Regions from separate parts of the Homo sapiens genome. Here region 2 is linked to region 1. The links are chromatin contacts, found by Hi-C or POLR2A ChIA-PET in ENCODE. All regions are on one chromosome and are shown on one strand. Each heading gives the region's core, a stretch centred on a gene start or an enhancer-like site at or near the end of the contact. The rest is flanking DNA. Distances are from core to core; before and after follow the strand shown. Region 1 holds the start of DDX5 (DEAD-box helicase 5). Region 2 holds the start of PSMD12 (proteasome 26S subunit, non-ATPase 12).

Region 1 (3,349 bases), core at 850-3,349:
AGAGTGCTGTAATTTCTACATAGTCAAAACTATACTGCAAATTCAATTGATACTGTTGCAGCCTAAAATCTTAAGTTACTTATATAAGCCTTACATGGGTGTTTTTAGTTAAAACATATTTACAAGTAAACAGGAATATTATGTCATAAACAACAGTTTAATGATAATCCGAGGTTACCAGAAACTCATTAATGGAGGCTGCTTCGCACTTGCAATAGTATTGGTCTTGTGTTTACCCAATTATCTTGTGCAAGTCAGGGTTTCTCTGGTGCCGGAAAAAGTGGTGATTAAACTTAGGCTGTTAAGAACTGGTATAATAACAACATCAACGGTAATGCATTTGTTAGTTTTTCTTTTTTATTATATCGATCTATATGAAAGAAAATATGGGAAGTACATGAAGCTCAGAATTATCAATACTGTTGACGTTTCCTGCGTACCACATTCTCCTCTCCCCTAGATATTGCTGGGATTTGCAAAGTTTAACGGTTTCTGTACCAAAAGTAACTTAGCTTAAAATACTTGTTCCTTGAAATGCCTGGGAATTGGTAGGAAAGCACTTTCAATCGGTATTAGAAACAAACATCTCCACTATGTTCTGGACACGTAACGTTCTGGAAACGAATGAGAGTGTATTTTCCATGCACATAATCCCCCTCCCCACGCCCATTTCTCACAGCTGGCCAAACCATGACAACTGGTTTGTACGCAGTCCTTGTGAAAAGGATGAAAGCGTCCTAGACAACCAAATTAATTCGCTCTTCAAAAGCGGTGCTAGACAAAGCCCATGACTCTAGAGGGCACTGAAGAGAAAAAAGCACAACTATTCTACAGGGGCATATTCTACTATTCTGCAGGGGCATAATAAATCTTAAGAATGCTGTTCCTTTAAAGACCAATACAAAAGCAGGTACGACCTCAGGGCCCATAGTGCAAGGGCGGAGGGCACACGGACAGCGGCTAGACGCCCCACAGAAAGACAAGTCCGGGGACGACCCTTCTGACCGCTCTTTTTACAGCCAGGACCCAAGTGTCCTACCGGCCTCGCCCCAGTGCCTCTCTCTCTCCCACAGCATACTGCTGTTCCACGGCCTCGAAGCGAAGAGGTGGTGAAGCTGAGAGACCCTATCCAGGGAACCCGCCAGCGCGACGCGGCGTCTGAAGGTCACGAGCCCCGCCGACAGCCCAGACCCAGTCCGGGCTAGCCCGAGGCCTCCCTGGAGGTGGACGGTTTCAGTCCACACATACTGGGACCCCAGGGAGACACTCACCAGCATCCGAGCCTGCCATGTTTCAGAGGCAGGTCGCCGCCGGACTCCGACGCGGCCGGGAAGGCGACGGTGTCCTGGAAGGACCGATCCACGCAGACCCGACACTGGGGCGCGGACGCACGAACCAAAGCGCGGGGAAGGAGGCGTGAAAGAAGGACGGACGTTAAAAGAGCTTCTCGCCGCTGATTGGTCATCAGAGGAGCACTTCCTTTCACAGGACGTGAAACGGGGGCGGTTTGGGAAGTTTAGAGACCATTCTCCGCCGACCAAAACCCGTCAAAGGATTATCAGACACGCGGGTCGGACGGTCCACATCAGCCGGCAGCCCGGGCGGGTCCCGGGGTGCGAGCAGCGCACTTCCGGTGAGCTATTTCGTTTTGTATCCCTCCGCCGACGTCAACGGGAAAGTAGTGCGGACCGCTCTCTCGGTGGTCCGGGGTGGTACAGCCACGTGACAACGCCAGGCCCCGCCTTCCCCCTCTTTTGGTTACAGACGTGAGGGCTCTTTGGAGACGTAAACATCTCCGAGTGGCGAGGGTGGGCGGGGCTGGGCTTGGGAAAGGGCGGGGTGGCTTGCTTGAGGTGTGGAAAGACCAGAAGAAGGTGAGGTCAAGAGAGTGCAGAATGAGGCATTCCAATGGTGGGTGGGCCCTGACCTGAGAGAGTGGCGCGGGGAGGGGTGAAAGCGCGGCGATCCTGGAACGCCAGCGGGCGTTGCGGCCTATGCGCGAGGGGCGGGGCGATTAGGTCATAGAGCGGCTCCCAGCGTTCCCTGCGGCGTAGGAGGCGGTCCAGACTATAAAAGCGGCTGCCGGAAAGCGGCCGGCACCTCATTCATTTCTACCGGTCTCTAGTAGTGCAGCTTCGGCTGGTGTCATCGGTGTCCTTCCTCCGCTGCCGCCCCCGCAAGGCTTCGCCGTCATCGAGGCCATTTCCAGCGACTTGTCGCACGCTTTTCTATATACTTCGTTCCCCGCCAACCGCAACCATTGACGCCATGTCGGGTTATTCGAGTGACCGAGACCGCGGCCGGGACCGAGGGTGAGTTTGGGAGCCGAGCTGTCAGGCCTGGCGGGTGGGGGGATGGGAGGGCGGGTCAGGGTGGCGGCCGGCGGGGGCTTTGCGGCTTGGACTTGGCCTTTCCGGGCTATCTTGGGACTTCCTTTCCCGAAGGCTTGCGCCATTTTGATATTCACGTCACAGTGATTGGAAGAGATTTGACGGTGTAGTGTCTTCAAGCTTGCTTTTTGTGTGGGGATTGGGGAGCTGTCGGGGCGGCTGCCATTTGGTAGCTGTTGAGGGAGTTGAGAGGGAGCGTATTGTGCGGATGAAAGCGGGACGCTTCGAGGCAGACGAAGGAACATCTGTTAGGTGCGGCGTTTCGGGAGGTGTTTTTGGGGTGGCCGGGCATTCTGTGGGAGCGAGGGGACCACTTCCAAAGCCCTGGTGCTGTTGGGGTAGGAGGGCGGCCGGCATCAGCCATGTGGCTGAGTCGCGAGTACAAAATGCCGGCCTCGGACATGGCGGCGGCGCCTTTGTTACCCCGCCCGGCGGAGGAGCTCAAAATGGCAGCGTCGAGAAAATGTGGCGCAGAGAGAAATGCGAGACAAAGGGGGAAGCGCCGCCCCAGCGGGAACGCCGCCCGGCCGACTCCGCCCGGGCCGGGACTCCTCCCCCGGTAGTCGCCGGCTCCTCCTTTTCTTTTTTCCTGCGTTATATAATTTTGATTCGTTGATCCGGAGCTCTACCGCGGCGTTCCCCCAGCTGGGTTTGCTAGCAGAAGTGTTTCTGAGAAAACCCTTGTTCTGTTATCGCTGACTGTACTGTTTAGGTTCTTACCACTAAAGCTGTTTGGTTCCAAAACGGCCATATGAGTAACATCGTCGTGATGCTCTTCGGTTCATGTAGCCTTGTTATTGCTGATAGTGAATTGCTAGGCTGGTGGGGAAGATTACAGTAACCACAAGAAGTGGTGTGTGCCAGAATCCCAAATTCTGGCATGTGGGTGACAAGTTTCCGACATGATAAATCCCCGGCTTCCGACATGATAAATCCCAGGCTGTTTACATGACCTAAGT
Region 2 (3,390 bases), core at 546-3,045, 2.9 Mb before region 1:
GTTGGTCAGGCTGGTCTTGAACTACTGGCCTCAAGTGATCCACCCACCTCAGCATCCCGAAGTGCTGGGATTATAGGCATGAGCCATAAGACCCATCTGATGGACTATAAAATAAAAAAAAAACAATAAGAGCTTTACCAAGAAGTGGCTTGTTGCTCACCATTTTGGAAAATGTCACCAACAATAGGCCCTTACCATGCTTCAGGAACCAAGAGAACACACCTGTTGCAGTTGCAGCTTTTACATTTATAGTTATTGTGTATGGGTGTAAATAACTACTTCCTTGTATTTTCCACTGTAGACATGTTTTAGCCCTTATCTCTTGAAATATATATTATTTTGCTATTTTAAAATTTGTTTCTTGGTTGGGCACAGTGGCTCACACCTGTAATCTCAGCACTTTAGGAGGCCAAGGTGAGAGGACTGCTTGAGGCCAGGTGTTTGAGACCAGCCTGGGCTACGTAGTATAGCTGCTATCTCTACAAAAATAAAAAAAAGGTAAAATTTGTTTCTCCTCTACATTACAGATTATAGCTGAGATATTGTCTTATTTTGCTTGTAGATGGTTTATATTTTCCCTGATTTTCATTGCAGTTAAAACAAACAAAGAGATCTATTCAGCATCTATAAAGCGATGTCGGCACTAATTAAATTGAGAACCACTAACATAATAGATAAACCACTCCAAGATTTCCCGTTTTCCTGTTTGCTTTCCAGGCTGCTGTTGACCATATGCCCACACCAAACACAACCTCATTCCCATTTTCTTTACTTTTCTTTTTCTTTTTTTTTTTTTTTTTTGAGACGGAGTCTTGCTCTGTCGCCCAGGCTGGAGTGCAGTGGCGCAATCTCGCCGGCTCACTGCAAGCTTCGCCTCCTGGGTTCACGCCATTCTCCTGCCTCAGCCTCCCGAGTAGTTGGGACTACAGGTGCCCGCCACCACGCCCGGCTAATTTTTTGTATTTTTAGTAGAGACGGGGTTTCACCGTGTTAGCCACGATGGTCTCGATCTCCTGACCTCATGATCCGCCCGCCTCAGCCTCCCAAAGGGCTGGGATTACAGGCGTGAGCCACCGCGCCCGGCCTCATTCCCATTTTCAAGGATCCTAAGCTTTTTTAAGATCTCAAGCTATTTTCTAGGGACCAGCATGGTATGAATGATAACACATAAAACGTGTAAGGCCCTTAAGAATTGAAATTGTCTCACATGTCATCTAGTTTGATGCTCACGAAAATCCTATAGGGATAACAAATATGTCTTTTTAACTTTTCTTTTTACCAACTTAGTGGATTACAGTGAAAATGAAAACAAAGAGAAAAACCACTTTGCTTATTAAATGACTGAGCTGCTGCCATATCTTCTCTTAGGAGCTTTCAGAGATCCCACAGAGTAAGCCACCAAGATTCTCAAGTAGATAAAACCTTAGAATTTTCTATTTTAAGGTTTATTTTAGCCTCCTGATGTAGAGATGAGAAAACCGAGATCCAAGAAAAGCGACTGGCCACGGTCCTGAGAAATCATATTTCGAAGCAGGGGTGTAGGGATATATGAGATGGTCTGTTCTATTACACTCGCTTTTCTCATCGCAAATTTTAGGTAAAAAGTCTGATGTTCCCAGAGACAAAACCTGACGCTGCAGGCTGGAGTGGCGAGTCCCGCCCCGCGCGCCTCAAGCCCCACCCCCAGGCTGTCCGCGGCAGTGCCTGAGTGGCAACCAGCGCCGGGGACCTCGAGGGGTCCTTTGCGTGGGCTCCCGATGGGCTGCCTGAGCGGGTGCGCGGGCAACTTCCGGTGTGGGTGACGAGTGGTGGCCGAAGCAGGGGGACAGCAAGGGACGCTCAGGCGGGGACCATGGCGGACGGCGGCTCGGAGCGGGCTGACGGGCGCATCGTCAAGATGGAGGTGGACTACAGCGCCACGGTGGATCAGCGCCTACCCGAGTGTGCGAAGCTAGCCAAGGTGAGGAGAGGCCGGCTGGCTGTTGGCGGGCGCCAGGGGCTGAGTCACGGCGCGGAGCCTGCTTAGGCCTCAGGGGGCCTGCGGGCTGGAGCGTGCACCCCCCAATGCCTGTCCAGCCCTAGTTGGGCCTGCACGAGTGGGAGACCCCAGGTCGGCCCGGCCAGGGCTGCGGAGTACGCCAGCGCCTATAGCTTCCCAGACCCTCCCCAAAACAGATGGTCACTTCCCTCCGTGGGACTTAGGGCTCCGTTTAACTTTTTGCCGTTTCTTGGATGCTGTTTAAGTGATATTTACCTTAGTAGTTTCCCAGGGGTTAAGGCCGCTTCAGTATTAAGGCTAGATCAGAGAGTTTCGTTCTGTTGCTGTTGCTCAATCAATTTATGTCGTTACATCGTTTGTGGATCATGGCTATGTGCCTGGTCTTTGGCCAGGAGAAGGGGCAGGAAAGTGATAGTACGAAGATGACTAACACAGGACCCTGTCCTTTAGGAGTTGATGTACGTGATGAATTAGTCAAGTCATGCATGGTGGTGAGGGCCATACAAGGGGAAAGTGTTACTGGAACACCGAGAAGGAAGCTATGCATTCTTAATGGTGCCATAAGGGAAGGTTTTACAGGAAGGCTGACGTTTGTATTGGGTCTTGAGGAATTAGTAAGATTGAGGTGGGGTGGAGTCATTACTGAAGACGGAACTACAGAAGTAAAGACAAGTAGGCACTATAAGAGTTTAACGGGCTTTCCAAGAAACAAGGATGGAGAAAGGTGATAAAGTTGGTACGTATGTATATCTTAGGTTCAGTATGCTTGCTGAGGGGGAGCCACAAATTCATTAAGAGCTTTCTAGCAGCTAGCATCAACAAACATCAGTTACATAAGGGTGGGAAAACTCAGCCGCCTCCAATGCCAGACAGATAACAATAACTGATATTTGTTGAGTAGTTTCTGCAGTGTCAGGCACCGTGCTTACATGCACTAAGCCATTTGATCCTCACCTCAGCCCTATGCGATGGCTATTACTATTATCCTTATTTTACAGGTAAGAAAACTTGGGCTAGAAAAAGTTGAATCACATGCCCCAAGATCATACAGCTAGTAAAGTGGTGAAGCCAAGAAGCAAACCCAGGCAGACCGATTCTAGATTCTGGAGCTGGTGCCCTCACACACCATGCTGTCCTGCCTAGAAGCCTATTGTAGTGAAAACCTGAACTTTTTTTTTTTTTTTTTTTGAGACGGAGTTTCACTTTTTTCACCCAGGATGGAGTGCAGTGGCGCAATCTTGGCTGACTGCAACCCCCGCCTCCCGGGTTCAAACGATTCTCCTGCCTCCGCCTCCCGAGTAGCTAGGACTACAGGTGCCACCACGCCCGGCTAATTTTTGTACTTTTAGTAGAGACGGGGTTTCACTACGTTGGCCAGGCTGGTCGCACGC

What was found. Hi-C counts contacts between places; a loop is a spot of excess contacts on that map. ChIA-PET counts read pairs that join two places held with the same protein, here RNA polymerase II (POLR2A). Pooled maps may share reads with other maps.
Region 2: a loop to region 1 is called in a pooled map, with 14 times the contacts of the local background. The contact joins the promoter of PSMD12 here to the promoter of DDX5 in region 1. A Hi-C loop is called at or near these places in 1 of 37 single-sample maps with no recorded cell type and 10 of 50 pooled maps. POLR2A ChIA-PET finds 5 or more read pairs at or near these places in 1 of 52 experiments (activated CD4-positive, alpha-beta T cell).

Annotation. Positions count from the first base shown.
Region 1 is chr17:64,505,039-64,508,387 of GRCh38, reverse strand. It overlaps DDX5 (DEAD-box helicase 5), which reads left to right and starts at 2,099. Exons shown (of 13, transcript NM_004396.5): 1 at 2,099-2,312. The coding sequence starts at 2,269. It overlaps CEP95 (centrosomal protein 95), which reads right to left and starts at 1,411. Exons shown (of 20, transcript NM_138363.3): 1 at 1,272-1,411. The coding sequence starts at 1,290. RefSeq lists enhancers at 799-908, 621-1,237, 1,219-1,308, 1,509-1,748, 2,449-2,578 and 1 more and a silencer at 2,939-3,008.
Region 2 is chr17:67,364,982-67,368,371 of GRCh38, reverse strand. PSMD12 (proteasome 26S subunit, non-ATPase 12) reads left to right here and starts at 1,795. Exons shown (of 11, transcript NM_002816.5): 1 at 1,795-1,960. The coding sequence starts at 1,853. RefSeq lists enhancers at 1,590-1,899, 1,920-1,979.